Regions from separate parts of the Homo sapiens genome. Here region 1 is linked to region 2. The links are chromatin loops, found by intact Hi-C in ENCODE. Cell type or tissue: Panc1. All regions are shown on one strand. Links, peaks and the distances in the headings refer to the core of each region. The heading gives the core; the rest is flanking DNA.

Region 1 (11,963 bases), core at 2,343-4,842, 120 kb after region 2:
CTATCTATCTATCTATCTACCTATCTATTTATTTATTTAAGACGGTCTCGCTCTATCACCCAGACTGCAGGGAAGTGGTGTGATCATAGTTCACTGCAGCCTTGACCTCCCGAACTCAAGCATTCCTCCCACCTCAGCCTCCAGAGTAGCTGGGACTATAAGCATGCACCACCATACCCAGCTAATATTTTGTATTTATTAAAAGATACTGAATTTGAAGTCAGAGATTTGTCTTTTCTTCTGGACCCTACTAACAACATACTGTGTGGCCTTGAATAGGTCATTTAACCTCTCCTGCCTCGGTGTCCTTATCTCTAAAAATAAGAAGTCAGGCTGCATAGATTCCAAGATCTCTTCAGCTCAAAATCCCAGGTTTTAAGAGTTTATGATTTTTAAGACAGTCACTCTCTGAAGATCAGCATTTAAATTTACCTGTCATAATTTTCATATCAATTCTCTAGTCATAGATCTTATAGGGTTTAAACATATAAAATACTAGTAGCTTTTCTGAAAATTGTGCTTACTTGTTTGCAAAAAAATCTCTGCTTCAGATTATGTTACCCTCTGCATCTTTAAAAGACAAATGGAAAAGGAAAAATATTAAAGAAATTTAAAACAACTGTTTCAGTTATCTATTGGTATGCTTGCTGCAAACCACTCCAAAATGCAGTGGTCAAATGATGATTTATAATTTCTCACGATTCTGTGGGTTGGATGGTTCTGTTGCCGCACTCACTACTTGGGATTCCTTATGCGGCTGCACTCAGCTGAGAGCTCAGCTGAGGGTGGAAGCCCCAAGATGGTCTCTCCTTCTCCTAGGCCTCTGCCCACATGGCCTCTCATTCAGTAATTTAGCCTAAGCTTTTCACATGGCTGCTGGATCCCAAGCATTGCAAGAGTCAAGCCTCAATGTGCAAGTGTTTATGTCATGCTTGCTAATGTTCATTTGGCCAAAGCAGGTTTTGTAGCCAAGTTCAGTATCAATGTGGGAGGGCCTGAATATCTGGAAGCATGTTTCATCAGGGACCACCAATGTAACAGTCTGCTGCCACAACTTCCATTCAACTGGATTCTAGTTAACTGAGATCTCATCCCTCTCTCTCATGCTCTAACATAAATCATTCCATCTTCTACTTACATGCTTTGTGCATTCTTGTATTTCTGCATATGTAACACTCCACTTTAATTATTGTTTATATTTTGGTGTTCACTCTCCAAAATGGAAGTTTCATGAATAAGGGAAGAGACAGTATCTTATTCCTCTCTCTCAATGTCCAGCATCACTGTCTCTGCATGAGGGACACTGCACTGAATTGAATTTTTGAGAACTTCACCAAATACAAAGCGCAGATCATTTCATTTTAGATTGCAGCATGGCAAGGATTCCTAACCTAGGTTCTTTATTTTCATCAATGCCTATTTGAAATTTAGCATTTCCTTCCATTATAAATGTAAGCAACAACCCACAGTAGTATTATCAGTAGATGCAACTTTATCACCAATAGAAATCTCACATTTTTATTTAACACTACAGTTGACTTGTTGCAGATATTGTAAATACTAAATTTTTAAAAATAACTTTAAAATAATTTGAACAACGATTTAAATATAATTGATTTTCTATGTAATCCTGGGTATTTTATTTTATTTCATTTAGAAACATTATTCTGAGAAGGAGCACATGGGTTTTACCAAACTTCCCAGACTGCCCATGGCAAAATAAAGATAAAGAACCCCTGCCTAGAGTGAGCACCTGATTTGGAAGACATTTAATACCCAGAAAAAGAATCTATTTTCCACCCCATAGAAGCAGCATCAGCATCACCTGGGAACATGTTAGAAAAGCAGATTATCAGGCTCTACCACAGACATTCTAACTCTGGGGGTGAGGCCAAGCAGTCTGCACTTCTGTAAGCCTTCCAGGTGATTCTGGCATGTACGAGAGTTTAAGAGCCATTAAACTAGGAAAAATAGTTGCATCTGAGGTATACAGGGGTTGCTAAAGCCTATTTAATCAATCAGTAAGTATTGATAAATACTGATGTGTATCTCCTATTCCTCAGCACTGGGAAACATACCACAAGAAAACGTTCTACATCTTCATTTGAGAGATGTATACATACGTAAAAAGACTTTAGGCTGCACACTTAAGATTTGGGCACTTTACTAAATGCATGTTATATCTCAATTTTTAAAGTAAGTATACTGTAGGAGACATATAAGAGTTCAGTGCATAATCCCTGCCTTCAAGGAACTTTTCAATCACTTTAGAAATCCATTTATCCAATCATTTATTGAGTGCCAGGCAGGGTGCTGCATGCTGGGGGATACAACAGTGAATGAGCCAGGCATGAAGTCTGTCCTCATGAAGTGTACTTTCTAGTGGGTGAGTCAGTGAAATAAACAGGCAACTCTGAAACAGTGATAACACCTATTAATTATGAATAATATCCATACTAGTTACCATATTTCATTGATTCTAAGATGCACATCTTTTTTTATAGCTTAACATTTCTGAAATAAGGATGTGTTCTGCATTCTACAATTGCCAGTTTAATTAGAAGTGTTTTTCTAATGGTACATAAAGTAATGGTTTATCTTCAGTTTAGAGCATCTTATAGATTCTAAAATATTAAGTATCACAGGAGTTCAGAGACATGTAGACCAATAAGGACTCCAGGAGTCAAAAAAGGGAAAGGTGAGACTTGAGCCACGTTAAAGAAAGAGTAGGATTTTTAAAAGAGGAATAACAGGGACAACTGGAGGTGAAGGCACCAGAGCTGGGAGAAGCAAGCCGTGATTGAGAGACACAGGTTCCAGTGGGACAAAGAAGGCGAGTGTTAGGAAGCAAAGGGAGCAGAATGGCCAGACATGTTAAAATCAGATTATAAAAGGCCTGGAAAGTCCAGCAATGGTACAGTTAAATATAACAAGCAACTGAAGATTTCTGAGCAGAAGAATGAAAGAAGCTTAAGTATGTGGAACGGACTCAGGGACAGGAGCTATATATATGTCCATTTTCAGTTTTTGGTCAATGTTTTTTGAGATTAAAGGAAGTAGATTCAGTACCCAGAGAGGTAATGTGCTCACAGCAGAGCCAAGACAAACATAAGATGACTATATACACATGAGCATGTGGCAGAGATGAATGAGCCAACATCCAACCACTCCCCAGAATCCAGTGGGAGAGCACAACCACTGGGTGTTGTTGCTCTTGAATAGCTCTACCTGAATGACTGTGCTAGACCCTGCCAGTGGCAGCAGAGCCAGCCACACCAGCACTGGGGCCCTGGCCATTTCCACCCTTAGTTGGGCCTCATAGAGAGCCCTAGGTGCTCAAAGACTCATTTATCTGCTTTCCATTTCAAAGAGATCTAATAGTTATACCAAATTCATTGAATCCTTACCACATCCCTGTAAGGCAGGTGTTACCACTCCCATTTTACAAGTGAGGATACTAAGGATCAGAGAGGTGAAGGGATTCGCACCCTAGTCTGTCTCCTCTCAAAGTCTGTTCTTGCAGCCAGTTTTCTCTGTGAGTCTCAGGTGTAAGCAGACTACCAGATCAATGATCTCGGACTCCTAGTCATGGGGTCTGGAATGGCTACTGCTAACAAAAAATGAGCTTGGAGCCCACCCCTTGCAGCAAGGTACAGCCTTGCCCCAACCTTGGCCATGCTCAAGCATCTATAAGACTGGATCTTACTATTTGCTCTACACTTTACTTATTCTGCCAGGGCAGAGAACCTGTCTTGAATCCCTGAGCCATTGACCTTCTCCTGTCAAACTCCTCCTCCTAGTTGTGGTCCTATTCCAAATTAGATGAACCCCTGCAAACTCAGCCTTGCTGCCTGCCTGGATCTGAGAGCCATCACTGTCTGGAAACTGCTGCTGCTAAGTTCCACTCCCTGACATCTCATTTCCCATTAGGTCAGGGAGTATCTAAGGCTTCAAATCAGAAACTATAGCTGTGCTCAGATTGGGATAGATCTGGCCATTAGCTAGGGGAAGTAGTAGATAAAGACAAGAAGGAATCCCAAGGAAAGTATTTAGGGACAAAGGCAAGAAGAGGAATCCACAGTCAGGCCAAAGAAGTATCAATCCAAAGAGCCTGGCAGAGAGGACGGACAAGCTGACAGGGAGTAGGACCGTAACTAACGCCAACATTAAGGAACAAGTGCATGCAAAAGGGAGGATGGAGGTGCAAAAAGCAATGACTTCCCAAGCAAGCACTTGAATATGGAGACAGGGCCTCCTTGTAGGCCTCTGAGTGTGAAGAGAATGGTAAGGTCGCCATGCTGGCTTAAACACTTGGACCTAACCTTGTGGCTGTGACTAAGCCCTCAGGCATTATCATGGAACATTGGTTGCTTTCACCACAATCCAGCCTAGTCCCAGCCTCCTCCCTCTTGCCACCCTCCTTCATTTATTCACTTACTCAACTAACAAACATTTGAGCCTCCACTAGAATATAAGTTCCATGCAGGCAGAAACATTGTCTTTTTCATCATTTTAAGGCTTAAAATCCAAAGCAGTTTCTGACACATAGTAGGCACTGGATATATTTGTAGAATGAATAAATAATTGATGAGTGTTTGGGAAATGTGCTGAGTCCTAGATTATCTTCTAGTGTGCCAATAGCCTTAAATAGAATATCAAGTACATGTTGCCGGCTGACATTCACCAACAGTAAAATTCAAGATTTTAGTAGTCTAGCAGCTGCCAGCTTGCACAGTCTTCAGTCAGATACTTTCTACATTAAGATCATTTACAAATTTCTAAGGCAAGAAATAGCATGTGGACTTGAAAGAAGGTAAAGATATAGTTTACCCATTATGCTTTATATTAGTACTTTAATCCACTTTTAAAACATCTAAAATGTACTAATTTATTTCCCTTTTTGTTTCTTTAAGTTTCCTATTTTTAAAACACTTGTGGTCAATTCTATCAATACTACTAAGTATCCGTTACTGGGTTGAAAGGAATTTTCCATAGAAAAATGCCTGGAAATTGCCAAAATTATACAGTCAAAAATTATAGAGTTGGACCACAAGACCTTTTATACTTGAGTGGAATACCAAAAAGAAAATATTGATGCAAAGCTTTAAGATTTTACTCCGGGTTACTTCTTAAGGCACTAGCTCAAATAACACTCAAAAGTTTTCAAGATGCATGTAAACTCTACGTAAGCTCCAGTCATCTATGTGCTGACTACAGGATGCTGTGGTTAGTCAGGTTGAACTTCCATCAGCCACCTTCATGTTCAGAGTAAACAAGTAACAATTCTGGGACTTGCAAAGAAACCATGGGAAACCCTGAATGGGACTTTAACTTTGAATTAAAGGAAACCACAGGCCACCACACTGCCACCCATGAACATGTTTACATTTTGTCTGAGTGCGGGTGAGTGCAAATGGAGTCTCAGTGACTTACAGAGCACTGTTTTAACTATGATGTGGTTAAAACAGTCTAATAATATAACTCCTCCAGCAGGCTGCTGAGTAGTATATGCTGGGGCCTCAGCAATACAGACAGAGGTGGGGAAGAAGATTGGAGAGGTTAGGATCAGAGCATCCAGCTGACATTAAACTACAGGGTCTGAAGGTCCACGGCAAACTTGGGTTTGTGCAGGATGGGTATTACTGACTGTTGGGTGTGTGTGAGGAGGGAAGGAACATTTATACAAGCAGGAGGCATCATTCAAAATGACATACCATCCACAGAAGATTTACCTAAGATCAGCTTTATGATCATCTTCCTTGAGGATTAGAATGTGAAAGAAAGGATCAGCCTGGGTATGGTTTATAGAATTTCACTGAAGATTTCCCACTAAAAGTCACACTGAGTGTCTTGGGGTAGAATGGTTTGTATTGAGTAACAGAAAATATTGCAATGGTCAGTGAGAACTGGCAATTATACATTTCTCAATTCCTATTTCTAAATTCTGCCATTCTAAAATAAAATAGTTGAGGCCATAGCAAAGATTTCTCCTTTTCCCTGTCCTCCAGGAAAACTAAATGAGTAAGGGAGCCAATAGAAAGTAAGCTCCTTGCTTGCTTGAGAAGCAGGTCCTGCTTAGCAGGGCAGGGGAAAAGAAAGTGCGGGCACTAGGAGAAGTCAAAGCCATGACCACAGAGGAGAGCTGCTATGGCCTGTGTAACATTTATCCTGCGAAGACGACTCCTCCAGAATCTATCCCACCCTTTCTGCTCTCCCTAGAGCGCTGGCAGAGAGACTAGCACAGCTGAGATAGGGTTTGGGACAAGCCACTTCAGGAGCTCCACTAGCTGCTACGTCCATCCCTAGGAAAAGGATGTCTGGATCATTAGTGCATTGCCCTGGGTTAAGAGGCTGGAGAATGAATGCTGCATAAATCAGTGTCACTTCCTTCTTTGTTCACTACGCCTAATACATAGCTTACTTATGTTTTGAAGTGCCTGATGCTGAGTGTGCAGCTCTAAAGGACCATGAGTTGGGAGGCCGAGGCGGGCGGATCACGAGGTCAGGAGATCGAGACCATCCCGGCTAAAACGGTGAAACCCCGTCTCTACTAAAAATACAAAAAATTAGCCGGGCGTAGTGGCGGGCGCCTGTAGTCCCAGCTACTTGGGAGGCTGAGGCAGGAGAATGGCGTGAACCCGGGAGGCGGAGCTTGCAGTGAGCCGAGATCCCGCCACTGCACTCCAGCCTGGGCGACAGAGCGAGACTCCGTCTCAAAAAAAAAAAAAAAAAGGACCATGAGGTTGAGTTATAGAGGGAAGAGAACATTTTCCTGGCTAGTTCCTAGAAGCTATTTTGCAACATGGAGCAACGGTTTGTGTTTCCAAGCAACTGGACTATCTATAGGAAGACCCCACAGGGGATGGGTAGGTGAGGAAAGACTGGAAAGAGCTGGGTCCCTGATCTCTAGCAAGATTTGGGGAAGAGGGTTGGAGCATAGCTCAGCCTAATCCACAACTAAAGTGTTAGGCAAGGAAACTGAGGCAGAAACACAACTGTATGGATTTGGGCAGCACAAAAATATCAAGAAAAAGGTGCATGAGATATCCTAGAAAGCATGAAGGCCCAGAGCCAGAGCAATGTTTTAACTGGAATCCAGGCTGTCATTTCCCGTTAGTGTAATCTTTCACAAATCTCTTAACTTCTCTAAGACTGTTTCCTTATGTATAAAATGGCACTAATCATGATTTCATAGGGATCTTGTGAGAATTAAGCAACGGAAATATTATTTTGTTAGATTGTAAGCTCCTTGGAAAGCAAAGAATGGGTCTTAGCAGCATAGCAACTGCCACGGAGAGAAAGAGTGTTTAATAAATGTGTACTAATAAGTGAAAAACTCTTAAGAAACTAATTCCAGATCCCATTCTCAGGTGAGGCTGAGGCTGCTAGTCTATTCACATTCTCTTTCTTATTACTCAAAGTGGAGTTCATGAACATTGATATTCCCTGGGAACGTCTTAGAAATGCAGGCTGTCTGGCCCCACCCCAGACCTATAATTTTGGCCAGATCCCCAGGTGATTCTTTTGACATTAAACATTGAAAAGCACTGCTTATGTCAGGATGCACAGGAGGACTGAGGAGGCCTGTCTCCTGCTGGAAGACATCTAGTGGCTGCAGCTGGGAGTGGCTGGGGAAGGCAGAGCTGTCAAGTAGTGTCCAAACTGATTCCCTAAATTAGGACCACTGTCTGTGAGGGTTTGGGCAGATGGCCAGGCTGCTCTGCATCAGAGGAGCCAGGCCCTCAATCCATCTGTGCAGAGACAGTCTGCAGATTCCATGTGTATGTGAGCAAAGGTTGAATTTCAGACCAGGAGCCTGGTCTTGAGGCAATGTCCAGAGGTCAAGGAGGCAAGAAATCAAGTCCAGGGGAGTCAGGTGAGAGAGAAGCTAAAACAGGCTGTGCTGGTCTAGGGAGCCAGCGTCTGGAGGACAAGGGGCTGGGGAGAAACAGAAAGCAAACAATTCTGCTGATACTTGCTGAGCCTCTAACGGTATGTCAGAGAGAGAGCTCTCACTTTAGGAGAAGTTGCTACCCATGCTCGTTTAACTCCCTTCAGCCTGGAGGTGGATGTGCTATAAAGCTCTAGTTCACAGTCGGCAGGGACTCAGCATCACAACATATTCACTCCTCGTGAAGGCAGGTATGAATCCTGCCGAAAGGTCTTCTCTCCTGCTGACATGAAGAGATGAACAGTGAAAGTGGGAAAGTGAAATTTCAGGGACCATTTCTGAAAGTTCTGTGAAAAACAGGCTAGCAAGTCCCAGGACCTTTGCTCACACCATAACCCTGAGTGTTTTCAGTCAGGAATGGGCTCCTCCTTAGGAGATAATAAGCCGAAGGACCCAGTAACCCAGAAAGCATAGTCTCAGGGAGATCAGCATGGAATACTATTATCCAAGGATGTCAGAGTCAGAGGGGACCTGGTGGCTTTCAATCATTTTTTTAATCCATGGAGCCCTGTCTTCCAATGTGATCTTACTCAGATCCCCAACATTTGAAATGGATATTAGCAATGCTGTTGTTACTGAGGCAGAAGTTGGATCCCAGAGCCATTCCCTTCCCACCTCTATTCCCCAAGGCCCTCTGAGGCCCCTAGGTGGACCCCACTGGATTCCATGGAGCAGTTGGGAAGCACTGCTCTGCACCGGTCCTAGCTTTAAAGAAATGAGGAAAAGGGATCCCATGATGACAAGGTCCTCCAGCATCTGGCACCAGCTCACCTCACTACCCCTATGGCTCCCTGTACTTTATCTATTGTGGTCTCTCTTCAGTCTTCACAATATGCCATTCATTCTTTTCTGGGCCTTTCCAGGGGCTGTTCTCTCTGCTGGAAGCACTCTCTGCTCCCCTCCATGCTTCTTTGTCTCCCCACCCCTAATTCCTGCCTGCCAACTCCTCCATATTCTATGGATCCTAGCAAAGGCCTGTTTTGTCCACTGTGGCCAGCACAGTGCCTTATAAATAGTAAGTTCTGGGTATCTGTCTCTTTTTTGAATGAGTGAATGAGCACACTTACAGGAAGCTTGTTCCATGTCTCCTAGCTAGCTCCAAGGTTCAGAAATGTTGACAGCCCCTCCACCCAGATATGGGGTAGTCATAAGAAAATCCTTGTCAAGTCTGTGTTGATTCCCACTCAGAGAGTTTTGACTGGAGTACAACAGTGTTAGGTTGAAGATCTAGGTAGTGATAAGAATGTGTTTAGCAAATGCAAAGTGAAACACACTCACAAAAAGTTGCTAGGCAACCTCAATGTGGCCATTGAGAGTTACTGGCAAATATCTGTTTCTTAGGATGACAGTTTTCAGACTTTATCTTAACCCTCTGCCATCCTGAGGGTTTGGAAATAAATAGGTCTTCAACCTCACTACTAGCTAACTGTAGTGACTACGTTTGGCATTCCTACTAGATTGTCTTCTAAAAGTTCCACAAGGAATTATTTATAACTTCCCTGATGGCAAAATACAGCCATAAAACATGCTGTTTGGTATTTCTCAGGCATCTCTGTGGTGGATGAATGAGTCACTCCCAGAAGACTTATCTGGCAGAAAAATGAACTAAATAAATATGAATTAATGTTATACTAAATTTTTTCTGCATATGCAAGCAGCTGCAAACACTAAGGTCAACATATTCCAAAATATGTTTGAATTATTAGTATGTAGGCAGTAAATGGTTAAGAAAAATGATCTCTTTAGATAGTATTACTCAAACATTACTTTTACAAGCTTTGTAGAATGATTCAACCGGTTAACTCAAGTCTCTGCTTAAGTGACTCATCATAGTAAACAGGTTTTTAATTAAAAAGGAAAATTATATTTGCATCCCTCTAAGATAAGGCAGAAACTACAGACCATTTAACTATTTACATTCTCTGTCTATCTCTACCTATCTTTGGCACCAGTTACAAAGGAAAACTACCTGGAAGGATAATTTCTCCCACAATAATCCCTTTCAACTAAACAAGACTTAGCAATTTATAAACTATAATCACATGCATGATTTCATTTGATCCTCTCAACAGCCCTCTAAGACAGGTTTGACAAGAATCAGAGTCAATGCCATTTAATAAATGAGGATGCTAAGGCCACGGAGACTACATGATTTGTCCATGGTTGTCCTGCTAGTAGGGGTACAGCCAAGGCCTTGAACCCAAGGTTTATGATCCCAGGTCTATGTTAATGTCATCATCAAGTAAATAGTGGTTAAGTCTGCCTGCTGTCTCAGATCATATTGCAGTAGGACCCTGGTCTTCTGTGCAGTAGCTCTCAAACTATACTTCTTGAAACCCTGAAGATCCACAGTGGTGCTTGGGAAGCCACCTTAGGGAAGGTAAGAAGACAGGATACTGGGCCACCATACCCAAAAAAGAGCTCTGTTTTTTTTTTTTTGTTTGTTTGTTTGTTTTATAGTTTCAACTTTTATTATAGATTAAGGGGTAAATGTGCAGGTTTGTTATGGGGGTATATTATGTGATGCTGAAGTTTGAGGTACAAATGATTGGGTCACCAGTTAGTAAGCATAGTACCAAATAGGTGGTTTTTAAGCCCATGCCCTGCTCCCTCCCTCATCTGGTAGTCCTGAGTGTCTATTGTTCCCATCTTTATGTTTATGTGTATTCAATATTTAGCTCCCACTTATAAGTGATAGCATGCAGTTCTTAGGATAATGGTCTCCAGGTCCATCCATGTTGCTGCAAAGGACATGATTTTGTTCTTTTTTATGGCTGTGTAGTATTCCATGGTGTATATGTACCACATTTGCTTTATCCAATCCACTGTCGATGGGCACGTAGGTTGATTCCATGTCTTTGCTATTGTGAGTACTGTTGAAATGAGCATACAAGTTCACATGTCTTTTTGATAGAATGAATCACTTTTCTTTGGGTATACACCCAGTAGTGGGATTGCTGGGTCAAATGGTAGTTCTGTTTTAAGTTCTTTGAGAAACCTCTCAACTGCTTTCCACAGTGGCTGAACTGGTTTGCATTCCCACTAACAGTGTATAAGTGTTTCCTTTTCTCCACAGCCTCCCCAGCATCTGTTATTTTTTAATAATTGCCATTCTGACTGGTGTACTATGGTATCTCATTGTAGTTTTGATTTGCATTTCTCTGATGATTAATGATGCTGGAGCTCTGTTTTTATATGTCTTGTATACCGACATTTTAGTATATAAGGGTTGATGTTTCAAGTAAAATTTCTTTGGAAGAAGGTAGGTATTCCACTTCTTTAAAAAACTTTGAAACAGCAGTACACTAATCCAAACTTCTCATTTTACAGATTGGAAACAATTTCTAAATGTCAACTAATTGGTCCATATTCACATCCAACTAAGACCAGAAACCAAACAGTTCTCTTTATACACAGTTAACTACCCTGTGGTTGGGATAAAGTTACGTCTCACAGTACAGTGTTTTGTCTAATATCAATCATTCTCAAACTTCAGTGTGTATCAAGATTTCTTGGAGGGCTTGGCACAGATTTTTGAGTACCACTCCGGAGTTTCTGAGTCAATAGGGCTGTGGTGGGCCCCTATTCATTTCATTCCTAACTAATTTTAAGTGATGTTGATGTTGCAGGACTGGAGACCATGCTTTGAAAACCAATGGTCTACTGGATACCAAACAACTGAGTTGACTAGCCAATTGTGCACTTCATCAATTTTCATTCTGAGAAAAAAATGGTGAAGGACTCCTTCAGAGTTTATAAACCCATTGCTTTAACCATGCCACTACACATTCATTGACACCTTGCATTGAAAATCTGTCACATCAAAGATCCTAAACCTTCCATGCAGCATGTGGTGTTTATGCTCCAGACATATCCCCTTGTCCAACCTCTGAGTTTACCTGCAGCTCTATCTCAATGGCTGATGTCTCTTTGTGTCTTTGTCTAGGACTTTCTTCAGCTCACAAGAGTTTGCTCAGCCCACAAAGGGGTGGGAGAAAGGGACAGATGCCCC
Region 2 (16,663 bases), core at 9,913-12,412:
TACACTGTACTCCCTTCCTGATACAACTGGACAACACACATCCTTAGAAACATTTACAGGAAAAGAGAGGAGCAATGATCTGAAATCTGATCCCATATCCTGATTGAGGTACTGGGTGTGAGAGTGAGCTTTCTTTTTGTAAGGCTGAAGGAGAACCAGTTCTTTTGGAAAAAGCCAGCCAAAGAAATAGAGGGAATATATTGTCTGTGATTGAATCAAGTATGTGGGGACTTTTTTTTTTATAAAACAAACTAGTGAATAAGCCTGGGAGAGAGTGAAGATGAGAGTAGATGAGAGACCAATCCCAAAGCAGAATGGGAATGAAAGTACAGTGGTAAGAGATATTTGGGGCTTTTTACTTGTATAGTGAGTATGGATGCCAGGGATCTGCAAAGATGTCTAAGCAAGTTCCCTGGAAAATACAGCTGAGGAGAAGGGTGGTAGGCATCTCTCTGAAAGAAGCTAGCCTAGCCTAACAGTAACCATGCTTTGGGTGGACTGCTGGACCATGTGAGAAGTCCATGGAGTTCCCAGGATCCTCACCACCCACTTAGAAGCTAGAGTAGTCAGGGTAAATGGAAGAATTTAGGCCTCTCTGAAAAGAGTCAGCAGTGACCCTTAGAAATTTTACTTCTTTTTAAAAATAATGGTATTTTGAAATATTTTCACTTGAGGTAGAAACAAATTGCATGTATACCTAGCTCTTGATTTCACCAGTGTCTATATAACATCCCATTCTTCTAATAATGAACCATTTTCCTTTGGCCACAGGGTGGGCACATTACCCAGGCTAGGTGAATCATATTACACCATCCACAGTGAATGGTCCAATAGGTGGGCATATGACACAGACCTGGCCAGTTTCCACCATAGGTCTCTCAAGCTGAACCTAGGAAAGAGAAGTGCTTTAGCTGAGAGGTTGTGATGTTGAACCTGGCTGAGGTGCTATTTCTCACTCCCTGAAGAAAAGAGACCACATCTGAGTCTCTAGTTCCAGCCTGCAAGTCCCCAAAATAACCTAGGTTCCCGCAGTACTTCTTTACTCTGTGAGCTAACCCAGTATATTTCCAATAAATCCTCCTTTTTGGCTTATTACCAGTTGGGCTTCTGAAAAAAAAAAGCCCTAAAATATGCAGTTCAAGGAATGCCTCTAGCTTAGAAAAATGTACTTTGAAGTTTTAGGAGGGTCTTTGCCTAAAAGTTACACTGACTCAAAAGCATGTCAACCTGAGTTCACTAAAGAATTCAAGTTGCCTACATTTTTTTAAAGAGACAGGATCTCCTTCTGTCTCCCAGGCTGGAGTGCAGTGGCACAATCAAAACTCACTGCAGCCTCAAACTCCTAGGCTCAAGCAATTCTCCCACCTCAGCCTCCCAAGTAGCTAGGATTACAGGCACACACCACCATGCCCAGCTAATTTTTTTAGTTTTTCTAGAGATGGGATCTTGCTATGCTTCCCAGGCTGGTCTTGAACTTCTGGCCTCAATCAATGCTCTTGCCTCAGCCTCCCAAAGTGTTGGAATTACAAGCATGAGCCACCACACCCAGCCGTGCTTACATTTTATAAAGCATGAAGCTCACACTTAGCCTTCCTTTTGAACCAGGGAAGATTAAATTTATGATTTATATTTTTTTTTCATGTGAAACCTCTCCTTGGACTTCTTGAGGCAGTCAGAAGTGCTGTGGATAGATGCAAAGAAGGTGGGGGGTTCTATTTCCCACTTTGGTGTTTTGAAGATGAGGGATCGGGGGATAGGATGAGACAGGCAGTCCTGGTCCTAGATGGGGAGATAATGGAGCCAATCTCATTATTGCTCCAGAGCTGGCTGGATGCTGGTTTTACAGGTAACTGAAAGAAAGCCTGAGGAAGTAGCTTGTACTATGATCTGGCACAAGCCAGAACAGGGTTTGTGCTTCTACCGCTGTGCTCTAGAAGCGTGACTCTAATTAGCTCATTTTGCCCTTCCTTAAGGTCAGAGCGGGAATGATAAATAGAGCTAGACTAAGCACTCTAATAAAAAACCTGGGTTGGGAGGCCGAGGCAGGCAGATCGCAAGGTCAGGAATTCTCGAGACCAGCCTGGCCAACGTGGTAAAACCCCATCTCTACTAAAAATACAAAAATTGGCCGGGCATGGTGGTGGGCACCTGTAATCCCAGCTACTCAGGAGGCTGAGGCAGGAGAACTGCTTGAACCCGGGAAGCAGAGGTTGCAGTGAGCCGAGATCACGCCAGCGCACTCCGGCCTAGGTGACCAAGCGACACTCCATCTCAAAAAAAAAAAAAAAAAGACCTGAGGAGACAATGGAAAGGGCATTGACCTAGATTAGTCACTCTTATTGACAAGTGGGTAGAACGTTCTAGTATCTGTTCAGGAAGAACAGGCAAGCATTCTAGTTGTTTTCAATGACATTTATGAGATGCTTGTTGTAAGATCCCATGTTCGCCTGTCACTCAGGCTTTCTTGAACCTACATTAAATCAGTGCTTGTTTTCAGAAAATTAAGCTGGTTGGGTCCTAAGGGAGAGTAATGTGCTTCATATACTAAAATCATCCCCAAAGCATTTTAACTACTTAAAAAAAAATAAAAATCCTTGAGATCTGCTATGTCCTTTAAAACAAAATAAATAAAAATAAAAATCCTACTCTTAATAACATAGCCAAAGTTGCCCACTTAGGGGAGATGATGCCCAGAATTGCAGTGAAGACTGCAGAAACATTAGCCCAGAAGAAGTTCATTAGCCTTGTTAGGAAATTTAGATGTTTAGAATTCCTAAAATATTTTATTTAAAATGAGAAGTCACGCTAATTTTCTAATACAATTTAAATCAAATGATAATTTATTCTAAGGGTTTTTACAAAATACGAAAATTTTACATACATAAGAAGAACAGTATAACTGAGCAACTTACATTCTAATTAAAACTTTGTTGCAAAACATGTTTGTGACTACTCTTATGCTGCTTTCATATAGTAAAGTTATAAGAAAAACAATCATATATATGCAGGGTTTTAAAAAAATAAACTCATAAAAATACAGGCTTGAGACCTATTTTAGAATTAAGTCAAAACAAGCCAACAACTGAATTGTACCTATGGCCAGTGGGTGGCACTAAAATACATTTGAGGCTTGTTTTAACTGTTTGTTTTCTCAAGGCAGAAAAACACCAGTAGTTTCAGTCTCATTGCCCTAATATGGAATTCCATATTTTATTAGAGATTACAGAGTAAATAGTTTCTTAAGGTCCATTTTTTTTTTTATCATCACTGATGTCTGTCTCCATTCCCTGCTCCACTTTGAGTATCTTTCTGCGACTTTTTCCCACAACCTACAAAGGTCCTGCAAGGGTACCAGACCCTCTTAACTGTGGCACAGAATTGTGGTGTGAAACACATGATGGCAAACAAGAACATTTTGCTTCTTAACAATACCCCATGTTTAATGCTCTGGGGCAGCTTTTTCTTTGAAGCAGCAGCAGAAATTCAATTTTCCTAGCTTGTTCAAATATCTTATTTAATATTAGAGTCACAAATTACACATTTTGTTATATTTAAATCCCTTGGGCCTTGTAATCAAAGAAGCACATGCAGATTGACTTTTACATGCTGTGTAGTATTCCTTAGGTGCAATAGATAGAAAGTGAGGATATTTGTCCACCTACTCAGATTTTCAAGATCAGATTCCACCGGTTTAGTAGTTTTCAGTGGAGGAGCCAGTGGAATTTGGGCTCATTTGGAAATCTTGGCAATCAAAAGCATTCTGAGAGGCAGTGTTGCTTCAATCCAAGTATTGGGGGAGTTTACCATCTTCTCCCAGAGAGCAACTTCCTCTGAAGTAGAGTCCATCCAGTCCACTTCAGTCCCATAACTTTTACCTGAAAAAAGGAAGCTTTGCATTTAGAAAGAAACAGCTCATTGGGGGTAGGGGAAAGAGGGAAAGTTATTCCCTAATTATAACCACCAGTGGAAGCTAGGAGGAGCTTTCTTCACTGGGAGGGCAGATGTGAGACTCAACATAAGGAAGAACTGTTCAATTGTCTGAGTGACTTCATGTTTGTAATCATTACCATAATTCCTAGAGCAATGATTTTTCTTCAAGTTAATGTAAAGGCCAGATGAAAATTCATCAGGGAATAAGGGAGTTGGGAGGACTCCTGCACTGGGTTGGAGATGACACTAGATAATCTCTAGGTTAGTGTGACTAAGGCTTTAGTGTCTAACAGACTCAATTTTGAATCTTGGCTCTGCCACTTTGTAGCTATGTTACTTACTTTCTTGGACTATCAGTTCCTTTGGGGTAACATTAGTAACTACCTCATAGACTTGTGAGGATTCAATGAAATAATGTAAATGAAGCATTTAATACAGTGACTGGTGCTCCAAAAATGTTATTGTTATTACTCAAAGCATATATTTAGCCTTGAAGGACCATAAATGTTTTTGCAGGGCAGACTAGTGATGAAGGCTTTTCTGTCCCTGCCACTGCCACAATAACTTAAACTCTATATGCAGAGACACTTCACCCTGTTAATCCTCATATCTGGAGCCCTTGGCATACAACCTGACATTTCTTTACTCATTTATTTCACTATACTTAAGAGATATCTGTTTTCAGGATATCTCGGTTTTCACTGGGAAGAAGCAAAGCAACAAACAAACCTCTAGTATCTCTAGAAAAATTTGGCTCATGGAGAATTAAAAATGTAGCAAACAGTACCTGTTCCAAAGCCAATACGAAGACCTCCCAAAAATTGGTTGGTTAATTTGTAATGGTCCCAGACAGTAAGCTCTACACAGGCTTCCATCAGATCTTCAGGCCTGAACCCATCATACACCATAGTGTGGTTGAAGATAGGGTTGGTGGTTTTCCCTACAGCTCTTGTCTTCTGGCGACTTTTCCTACTTGTATCTGGAAGGATGGTACTACAAAAAGAGGCATGATTGTGGGAGCATTTTAGTAAGATAGTGAACATTCATGCTTTCAATACATAACAACACAGCTATTAAAGATTGACAATGGAGGAAAAGATGTGGAGAGATAGTGGTGGTGGTGGTTTGGCAGACAGTGGGGTAGGGGGTAGGAACACATCATGCTGAAAAGACTCTGGACCTAGAGTCAGCTATACTTGGTTTGAATCCTGACTCTGCTACCTCCTGGGTATGCATTTTAGGGAAAGTTACTCAACCTTACGGACACTTGCTTCTTCATCTATAAAATGGGAATGGTGATGCTGATTTCATAAGGCTAAAATTAGAATTAAATAACATATGCAAAACACTTAGCTCCATGCCTGCATTTAGTAAGTGCTTAATATGCTAGTAATCATTTGAGGATTCCTTTAAAATTTGCAAGCACAGGCTATCCTGATTAGCTGTGATAGCCTAAGACATTTGTGTTATACAGAATAGAAAAAGAAGAGAAACCTCTCCAAATTGCTAGATTTGACTTTGGAAATAAATTATGTAATTTTTTTTTTACAATCACTTACATTTCATTTATGATAACAATTAAATGAACTTTAACCTACCATGCCTCTTGTAAGTGGCAATATAAGACAATACAAGTGGCAACACAAGGCAAGAAGGTCTGTGAATGGTCTCAGAATGTGACTGACTGACTTGGTCTTAGAATGAGGCTGACTTGAGCCAAAAAAATCTTACCAGCTGACATCTATAAAGATAATGTGTAGGGAAAATCATAAATAATATCATCTATGCTACTTAGATATATGTCACATATATATTTATTTATTTAATAGAGAAGGGGTTTGGCTATGTTGACCAGGCTGGTCTTGAACTCCTGGGCTCCAGTGATCCGTCCGCCTTGGCCTCCCAAAGTGCTGGAATTATAGGCGTGAGACACCTCGCTGTACCAGATATATGTCACATATATTTAAAAAGCTACAGTTGGTCTTCTGGTAGACTATATATAAATAAAATTAGAGAAACTAGGAGAGCATACTAATATCTGTTTAGTTATTATTTACTAGATGCCAGTCACTTTATATGTATAACAGAGAGAAGAGTTTGCCACTTAAAAACCCAAACTGTCTCAAGCTCTTAGTAAGGGTTGATTAGCAAATCATTTTCCAAATATCTGCAGTCTCATACAATGACCGTTTGCAAATAGGCCACAAAACAGGTGGGACAAAGGAGAGAAGGAATTCTCCCTGCTCCATAAAGGAGTCAAGGGGTGTGACATCTTACCATTAGAAATTTAATAAACTCTTTTGAACTGATTATTGCCCTCACCAACAGATGTTTTCCCTAGAACACATTACACATTGAGTATGAGGTCTCTAGTTTCATTTGACCTCTTACTTTATGATTTTAAAGCCAAATGAAGCCTTGAGAGTTCATGATATAGATTCCTCCAATTCATGTCTCCATTATCCCAAGTAAATTCATTTAAATTATGAATGATGAGTCAGTATTACAGATATAGAGAACCGAAACTAACCAGCAAAGACCAGGCTACAGAACTGTTGCAGACAGAGTCATCAATACTATTACCATTTAACAAAAGAATTTAGATGACTTCCCCTTAGCAGTGGTAGATCAAGGCATTCCTTCACCCAGATGTGCACTTCTCCAGTTGTAGGAAGCTTTTTACCTACAATAGAAAAAGAAGAGAAAATTTTCACTGCCAGTTCTCCCTTGGCAATACTGCGTCCAAAGATGTCAGCCTAAAAATGTTCTGGCATGGAGATACTAGCTAGTATTTGATGATATCATCTGAACTGATTAAATCTATACAGTCTTAACTAAGTCTTCATAATCTGGTTTTACTGAACTCGATAGCTCTATAAAAATAATTCATATTGGCTTTAAGTACCAAGTATTACATCATTAGCACATCATTCATTTGGGGTTTTGCTTGATTCAACAAAATCAAACACCAGGAATGTGAATCATCCATTTACAGTTATATTCAAAACATTTCAATGAAATGCATATACCTTGCAAACATTAATACCAGTATCAGTTGGTGCTAGTGGAAGACATTTAAAACATATTTGGGTATAAAGTAACCAAAACAGGTATTGGCTAAGGTATAGTCATTTTTAAGAGTAGTTATACTTTTTTTTTTGAGACAGGGTCTCACTCTGTCACCCAGGTTGGAGTTCAGTGGCACAATCATGGCTCACTGCAGCCTCAACCTCCTGGGCTCAAGTGATCCTCCTACCTCAGCCCTCCCAGAGGAGCTGCAACTACAGGCATGTGCCACCACACTTGGCTAATTTTTAAATTTTTGTAGAGACAGAGTTTCGTCATGTTGCCCAGGCTTGTCTTGAACTCTTAAGCTCAAGGGATCCACCAGCCTCAGCCTCCTAAAGTGTTGGGATTACAGGCGTGAGCCACCACCCCCAGTCAAGAGTGGTTAAACATTTTATAGGGATACTGTATGTACATACGTAATAGTTAATATTATGGGCAGATAGTTACTAAGAAGTTGGCTTAGTCTGAAATTGTTGTCTAGGCTGGGTTCATACGAACAGAGGAATGCCACCAGATTTTTCTGAATGGGTTAGCTCAATCAGTCAACCAAACAGTACTTAGTGAGGATCTATCATAAGCTCATCTCTATGCTATGCTAGGAACATCATTAGATATACAGAGAATACATGAAATAATCTATGCCCTTGGGAAATGTTTATAGTTATGTTGGAGAGAATAATTCAAATAAAATGATAAAAATGTAATATACAGTGAAACTCCAAGTTATTACTGTAATGTTCTAGAAGATGATATGATCAGTGAGATCTAATATAGTTAGGGAAAGCTTTATGGAGGAGATGGGGCTTCATCTAAGACTTTGGTAGGTTGAGGAGAAGAGGAAGCCATTTCAAAGAAGAAAAACTACGTGGACAAAAATTCAGACATGGTGGCACCCATCACAACACACAATACCCCTGCCCTCTACTACCAAGTGATAGAAGGAAAAAGGGAAATGGGATTTCTATGAATGTTGACTTTAAATGATAGGATACAAATTATATGCAAAAGAATCTACCTTTTAGGAAAATCCAGAAGTTCAAAGGTGGCAGTCTGACAGCAATCCAGCCTGAAAATATGCTTTACTTGCCCTCTAATTCTTTCTTTTTTGGGGGGCGGGGGGCGGTATAAACTACATCAGAATGCTTTTCTTTAGTTCAGTCACTATCCTCACCATCAATTATTTCTTCCATCTCACTAGCTTCACTGCCTGGTTACTGAAAGCATTTGAGTTTACAACCTCTGATTTCAGCCATAACATTCATACAGATTCTTAAAGAGACTAACTTGGGGAACTTGCTTGGGAAATGGAGCAAGGAGCTGGCTGGCATTCATTTCCTGCTAGTCTCTTGCTCCTTAACTGGGCTGAAGACCTGACAAGGAGGCAATTAATAATCTTGAGGGAAAAGCTTTATCTCTTAATGAGACCCTGAGAGTGGAGGGTGAATGAGCTTTAAGTTCTCTGGAGTCCTCTTAATTCCCACCTGTGAAAAAGAACACTCAGGTTCTATTCTTATAGCACTATCAATAAGTCCAAATTCCAAACACAGGAATACACAAATTCTGAATACAGGCCATTCACATTGTGCAGATACAAATTTTTGGAGAGTGAGGTGAAACCTAATGACTATAAACTAAACTAAAAAAAAAAATGAGAACTTTCTTATAGAAACAGAAAGTAAAATGATGATTACCAGAAGCTGGTAGTAGAGGAAAAGGAAATTGTTGGTTAATAGATAAACAGGTTCAGATTTGCAAGATGAAAAGGTTCTGGAGATCTGTTTCCCAACAGTGTGAATATACTTAGCACTACTAAGCTGTACAGTTAAAAATGGTGAAGATGGTAGATTTTATGTTTTCTTTTTTTTTTTTTTTTGCCACAATAACAAAAAAAGAATTTTCTTATTTACAACTGTGAATAGACTCATTTGGTCTATACGTTACTAACTTGATAAGTTTCTTTAGGGCCTCACCTTTGAAAACGCATAGTAAATACTGTGAGAAGGGAGGGATAAGGAAAGGACATAAATCTGAATAGAAAGTCATTACATACCAGGGACTGGCTCTGGGACATACTGGAGAGCTAGTTTCATTTCACCTCTGTTTTCTGCTTCAAGGGCAACTGGTGCTGTCTGAAAAGTGAAGAAATGTCAGCAGGTGGGAGACAAACTTTTCATCCTGTTTGTTGGTATAGGTCTCATTACAGAACCATATCTGTCCCATTTCTGGGACCATGTGTCACTCATGAGTGCTCTGGATTAAAATTTCTCTCTGCATCAGAACTAGACTGTTGCCTTAATACCTGGGAAAACTAGGTTGTATATCTTGAAAAATCTTGCAGGATACCCAGAAAATATTTCAAGGCCTTTAGTCTCAAAGATGGTGAAGAAACCAGAATGGCTTTCTTGGAGATGGGAGAGGTTTCTTTGAATGCTTTAATTTTGATCAAAACACAAATATTTTGTTAGCTATTCAGCCAGCATATAAAACAATTTATTTGTATTCCCTTTATTTGAAGGAGTATGAGATAGTGTGTGAAAGTAAGGGGGGAAAGGCCATATCTTACATTTTCAAAGCTGCACTAATCTGATTATTTTAGGCCAAATGCATAGAAGTCTGTAAGTATAACAAAGACTGAACAATAATTTTTTAAACTTCTATCTGTTATTTTCAAGTACACGTTGAATATTCCTTATCTGAAATGCTTGGGATCAGAAAAGTTTCAGATTTCGGATTTGTTTTTTGAAATTCGTAATATTTGCATATACGTAATGAGATATCTTAGGGATGGGACCCAAGTCTAAACACAAAATTCATTTATGTTTCATATACATCTTCTACACATAGCCTGAAGGTAATTTTATATAACATTTTTAATAACTTTATGCAACCCATCACATGAAGCAGGTGTGGAATTTTCCACTTACGGCATCATATCGGCACTCAAAAAGTTTCAGATTTTGGAGCATTATGGATTTGAAATTTTTGAATTAGGGATGCTAAACCTGTATAAGAAACCTGCATAAGATAGTTTTTTACTTTCAAATTCTGGCTCTTTAGAGCTTTATTTTCAAAATATGGGTATGTATCAGAAACGTAATGGTAGCCAGTTAAAAATGAGATGCTTTTGATATCTTCTGAGGAGTTCAGGTCTTGGGTAGGGCTAGAAATAAGTGCTTCAAGTGATTTTGATATAACATTTGAGAACCATTTCTTTAGTGGAACTAAAACAGTTCCACTGTTGTGTAGACACTAAGTTATGGTTTGTATTAGTTATTTATATTTATCACTTCCTACTATGATGGACTAGCTTGGATCACATCAACCCCTAAACTAATAACAATTTAAAAGGTGGGATTTTAAATATCAGTTTGAAAGTGCTAAAGAATTATTAACACAGACAGGACTCAAATGAACAAGATCTTAGAGTCTGACATTCTTCTCTGCTTTTCACTTTGAGACATTTAAGTAGTGCCAAACTGAGCACATAAAAAGCCTAACAGAATGAGACTGAAAAGGTAAGCAGGACTTTTAGCAGTTTCATGAGGCTGGGGAGACAAAACTTGGAGCCCACGGCCTGTCAAGAAGGAATGGCACTGGAAAAACACTCTAGACCAGTGGTTTTCAAAGTACCGTTTCTAGGTCAGCTGCATTGACAGGGAACCTGTTAAAAATGTATATTCTTGGGCCCGTAAACCTTGGGAATAGGGCTCAGAATCTAGTGGGTCTATTTTTTTTTTTTTTTTGAGACAGGGTCTCGCTTTGTTGCCCACACTGGAGTGCAATGGCGTGATCTCAGTTCATTGCAACCACCACCTCCTGGGTTCAAGTGATCCTCCCATTTCAGCCTCTTGAGTAGCTGGGGCTATAGGTGCATGCCACCAAGCCTGGTTAATTTCTTTGCAAAGGCAGGGTTTTGCCACGTTCCTCAGGCTTGTCTCCATCCAACTCCTGGACTCAAGCAATCCACACCTCAGCCTCCCAAAGTGCTGGGATTAAAGCTGAGAGCCACCGCACCCAGCCCCAGAATCTGTGATTTAATAAGTCCTTCAGGTGAATCAGATGCATGCTGATTTTGAGAACTATTTCCCATGGCTTTCAGTTGGAACCTCTGAAGGGCCTTAGCCTAGGAATATAAGCAAACAAAAACTAGACCAGATCACATGAAAACTGGGCTTGTGCTTCAAAGTCAGTTTATTCCCAGATTAAATGAAGGTGGTCTGTGCCTGCTGTATCAGAAGCAAAAGTAAATCCTCCCCAATTATTCCTAGAACGTTCTCATATGCAATACCCCACATATGATCAAAAAATGAACGGGCATACCAAGACAAAGAACTAAGTGTCCAAACTAAGATTTTAAAAAATAGATAAGCAGGACTCACAAATGTTTAAGATACTGGAATTTTTAAGTACATACATTAAATAACTTTGCATGCTATATTTTTAAAGACAATGTTAAGATAGAGAATTTTAGGAGAGAAATGGAATCAAAATAGTCAAAAGAAAATATGCTTTCGAAAATATAAGCTTTATATTATAGATTGGCTTAAATTGTAGATGGTTTTAACAACAGAATAGACATAGCAGATAAAATTGTTGAATTGTGAAAAGGTTAGCAAAACATGGACTGAAATATAAGAAAAAAAGTATACAGAAAAGACCATAAGAGACATGTTGGACAGAATAAAAAGGTATAACATACTTGTAATTGGAGTTTCCAGAAGGAGAGGAGAAAATAGTGGGGCAAAAGTAATATTTGAAGAAATAGTTGCTGAGAAATTTTCAAAGTGATGAAAGATACCAAAACATAGATAGATTCAAGCAGCTCACTGAACCCCAAACCTCAGGATAAATTAAAGAAAACTACACCTAGGCTCATTATAGTACAATTGCTAAAAATCAAAGACAAAGAAAAGTATCCTAAAATCTGGAAAAGAACACATAACCTTCAAAGGAGCAAAAATAAGACTAACAGCTGACTTCACAACAGAAATGACCAAATACTATGAAATGACATCTTCAAAACACTGAAAGAAATAATTGTCAACCTAGCAACAGAGCAAAAATATCCCTCCAAGATTGAAAAAGATGTTATGATACCAAGAAAATCTGAAATAATCTGTTGCCAGGAGATATTCACTAAGAGTAAAACTAAAGGAGAGTCTTGAACAGAAGAAACAACTCCACGGATAAATCCAGGAAAGGATAAAGAGCAAGGGAAAGGCAAATATGTGGTTAAATCTAAATTAATAGACCGTATAAAACAATAACGGTAATGTCTTATGGGACTTAAAAATATATACAATTAAAACATGACCAAAAATAGCACAAAGGATGAGAGAATGGGTAAATGGAGTTAAAATGTTCTTGGTTCCTTCCACTGTTCTGAAAGTGGCAAAAGTTCTAATTTATATTACAGTTTGAATTCAAGGGTGCATATTATAATCTCTACAGGAACTAATAAAGAAAAATGAAAATAAACTATGACTGACATATTAAGAGAGAGAAAAAATGGAATAATAATCCCAAAGGAGGCAATTACGAAAATAAGAAAACAGGACAAATAGTAAGATACTAGATTTGGACCCAAATACATCAATATTTATATTAAGTGCAAATGGACTAGATAATCCAATTAAGAGACAAATATTTTAAGACTGGAAAAACATCAAAACTATTGCTTATAAAAATATATCTGAACTATAAGAATTTTAAAAGGCTGAAAATCAAAAGATAGAAACAAACTTCTAATCAAAAGGAAGCTAATAGAGCTATATAAATACAGGCAAAGTAGATTTTAAGGCAATAAGCATTACTAGAGATAAAAAGGGAATTTCAAAATGATAAAATGGTTAATTCATCAAGAAAATATAACAATTACAGTTGTATGTATATGTAATAAGACAATCTCAAATATAGTGAATCAAAAATAATAAAACTAAAAGGAGAAAAAGACAAATTCACAATTGTAACTCTCCTAGTAATTCACAGTACACACAGACATAAAACCCATGAGGATATAAAAGATTTCAGGAACTAGTTTTGACTTAATTGATAAATATAGAACATTACATCCTTTAATCATTGAATACACTTTGGTCTCAAGTAACACATGGAACATTTATCAAAATTCAGCCAAATATTAGGCTAAAAGTCAGTATCAAATTTCAAAGGACTGAATTATTTAAAAGACCTTCCTGAAGTCTCTGAAACATTTGTGTTAAATGATTTAAACATGTTCCCAATAACCTTTTTTACCTTTCTTTTTTTTCCTCTAGTTTAAAATTCTCCCAAACTACAGATCTGTACTCTGAATTAAATGCAATTAAGCTTTTTCCTATACACTAGGTACCACATCAACCAACCAAATAAACAAACAAAAAATTCCGGACTCACCTTCCGCTTCAGAGGGTACCATCTCAATTGTTTATTCTGTTTGTTATCCCAGTCCCATGTTTCCAAATCAAGTTCCACCTCCCCTAGGAAACTATTGCGCTTAAATGTATCCCGATGCCAAATGGACAGGTTCAATTTCTGTGTCTTTAAGATTTGTTTTTCAATTTTATACTGAAGTTCAAAGAAGAAAATTAAATGATGAAAAACATTACTTGATGCCAAAGTTATAACACAGAGATGAAGAGAAATTCATCTGTATATAGCAAATTTTCTTATCTGTTAGGTTTCGAGTCCCAAAAATATTGCAAAGTCATCTTATTCTAAGCATCTTGTTTCAAAGAGCTAAAATCCATCTTTCATAAAAGCTGATTTGCTTCCCCACTCTGGAAAAGCAAACCAAGGCTCAGATATCATAGTTGGTAATAGCTCTCTAACAATAAAAGCCAGTTTTTCAATTTTCGCTGAATATTTTTAGACTAGATGTAATACAAAATTGAGTCTAAAATACAAATCAAATGTAACCGAATTCTCTGTTTTCTACTTAAGAACAAGGTCTTTTTTAAAATAGTCTTTTTAGAGCAGTTTTCGGTTTACAGCAAAACTGAGCAGAAAGAACAGAGTTCCCATATGCCATGTATGCTGCCACATACACACACCTCCCCCACTATCAACATCCCACACAGATGAGGTATTTAAAATAAATAAATAAATAAACTTGTCTTTTCCTGCTGCATATGGCCAAGTAGAAAAGGTCTGGCATCCTAACAGTTTTTCATCTCAAATGTAGTCAATCTTTAATTACATATAATCATGGAAAGGACAATAGTACTTCTAATCTAAAAATAATTTCCATTTGGCTTCATGATGTACTACTTGAATGTCCACTGTGGTTGTAGTAAGTCTGCCTTTCTCTGAGCTTAACATTTAAATTATCTGGCTTTTCCTGAGTATAGGGTTGAAGTAGCTGACCCAGAAATAGCCAGGGTACTAGGGTATATCATAGTCAAACTGTAATTAAAAACTTGGTACAAAAATTCTACAGGTGGTTAATTCAGACCATGGATGACTGAGTGTTGATTTAACTGCTTATTTTTCCAGAGGATGATCAAATACTTGGACAGAGTTTTCAGAAAGAGGGAATGAACAACACTTATTTTTAGTTTTAAATGATCTGTTAGTCATGACTAAGGCAGCATGATGTAGTTTTGGGAAGAAAAAGAATATGAGCCAAGTATACTTTCTATTCATCTGTCCATTTATCTTTCCAGTAAACATATTTTGAATACCTATCCCAGATTAAGGATCAAGATTTATTAAATGCTTAATGTGTGTTGATCTTTCACACAAATTAACTAATTTACTGTTCTCCACTGCTAAGGTAGGTAGGTAAGTACTATTATTATCTTCCTTTTGCAAATCTGAAAACTAGCATTAACCCGACTTGGCAGATCTGAGGTGCCCAAAGACACACAGTTTACAAACAACACCAAGTTGGTCCCTACCCTCATGGAACTTACAATTTAGTGGCAAGGAAGACAATAAAACCACTAGTTAAACTGCTGTTAACATATCCTGCTATAAAGCAAGATTACTGAGGCAGCAGACAGCAGGAGAACTTAGGGGTTAAGCACAGCCCCTCATAAGAGGAGGTATTTAAGACAGTACAGGAGGCAGTTAGGGAAATAATGTGTGGAAGAATATTCCAGCCTGAAGGAACAGAAATTCACAGAATTGTGAGAAAATGTACTTCCTTAAAATAATGAAAAGAATTCAGGGTGACTGGAACAAAGACTATGAGAGAGGAAAGTTGAGGCTGGAGTTCAGGTTGTGAAGGGACTGGTGTGCATGTTAAGAAAGATGGCTTTGACCCTAAGGGTTATAGAAAGCAGAAAAATAGCATAATCAGAATTGTGCTTTTATAAGATCATTCTGGTTGCAATGCTCAACTTTATCAGCTGTGGGTTTTTTTTGTTTTTTGTTTTGTTTTGTTGTTTTGTTTTTTGAGACAGAGTTTCACTCGTCACCCATGCTGGAGTGCAGTGGTGTGATCTTGGCTCACTGCAACCTCCGCCTCCCTGGTTCAAGTCATTCTCCTGCCTCAGCTTCCCAAGTAGCTGGGATTACAGGTGCCTGCCACCATGCTGGCTCATTTTTGTATTTTTAGTACAGACAGGGTTTCACCATGTTGGCCAGACTGGTCTTGAACTCCTGACCTCAAGGGATCCACCCACCTCGGCCTCCCAAAGTTGCTGGGATTACAGGCGTGAACCACCTCACCCAGCCAAGCTGTGTGTTTTTAAATAAGTTACTTCATTTCTCCAAGTTTCATTTGCCTCATCTGTGAGATGCAGATACCAATACCAGCCTGGCAGTTTATATATGGGGAGTGAATGAAATAACGTATACAACATTCAGGTTGTTTTGTCTCAAACAAAACAGTCTCAGAACATTTGTATTCCCTTCCTTCTCCTCTCTTGGTGACTGACTTTATCCTGTAGAGCTACTACCCAAAGAAGACATGGTAAACAGGTCACCATCTAGGATTTTCCTATAGAGAGAGTTCATAGATACCCGCAGTATTTCGTTATACACAGGATTCAAGGTTTTCTTCACTACGAGTGTTTTCTTCTTGCCCATTTTGCCTTTGTCTGGTAGCAAATAGGCCTTTACATATCTGAAAAGGAGAATTGAACAGACAAAGTCAAAGAAAATAAAAGTTATGTTTCCACCTCTAGTTTTTTAAATACATTGAAAACTGACAGCAGAAATAATTATTTCATGACACTGAGAAAAGCAGTGAATAACAAATTTTCCTACCAATACCTTTATACTTAAATGTGTAAAGGGTTTTAGTGGAATTGATCATTTTATATTGTTTTGAAGATTTTTAACGGGCATTTCCTGCATTCCTTTTTTCCTTTGGCCTTAACTAATATGCAGGGGTGGAAAGGGGCAGAAAACACACTTCCAGGCCAGGCACGGTGGCTCACACCTGTAATCCCAGCACTCTGGGAGGCCAAGGTGAGCAGATCACCTGAGGTCGGGAGTTCAAGACCAGCCTGACCAACATGGAAAAACCCCATGAGCCAGGCTGGTCTCAAAAAAAAAAAAAAAAAAACCACACACACACACACACACACACACAGAGCTACAAAGTTAGCTGGGTGTGGTGATGCATGCCTGTAATTCCAGCTAGTCAGGAGGCTGAGGCAGGAGAATCGCTTGAACCCGGGAGGCGAAGGTTGCTGTGAGCTGAGATCGTGCCAGCCTG

The links. A loop is a pair of places that touch in the nucleus more often than their neighbours do. Peaks named below come from ENCODE experiments on the same cell type or tissue, not always from the same donor. Only the 100,000 strongest peaks of a DNase experiment are listed, where the experiment ranks them.
Region 1: it touches region 2 in a loop (2.2-fold over the local background); 66 of 110 quality-filtered maps call a loop at or near these places.

The regions. Positions count from the first base shown.
Region 1 is chr11:85,818,673-85,830,635 of GRCh38, forward strand. It overlaps a transcript of SYTL2 not described here. Among named protein-coding and RNA genes, the nearest start is that of SYTL2, 14 kb to the left of the region's middle. In Panc1, for the core only: no CTCF peak of the experiment used is centred there; no DNase peak of the experiment used is centred there; H3K27ac peaks cover 2,500 bases.
Region 2 is chr11:85,691,466-85,708,128 of GRCh38, forward strand. SYTL2 (synaptotagmin like 2) reads right to left here. Exons shown (of 20, transcript NM_206927.4): 15 at 15,964-16,066; 16 at 13,393-13,563; 17 at 9,050-9,128; 18 at 6,514-6,613; 19 at 4,718-4,923; 20 at 2,764-3,875. The coding sequence ends at 3,730. Among named protein-coding and RNA genes, the nearest start is that of CCDC89, 14 kb to the left of the region's middle. In Panc1, for the core only: no CTCF peak of the experiment used is centred there; no DNase peak of the experiment used is centred there.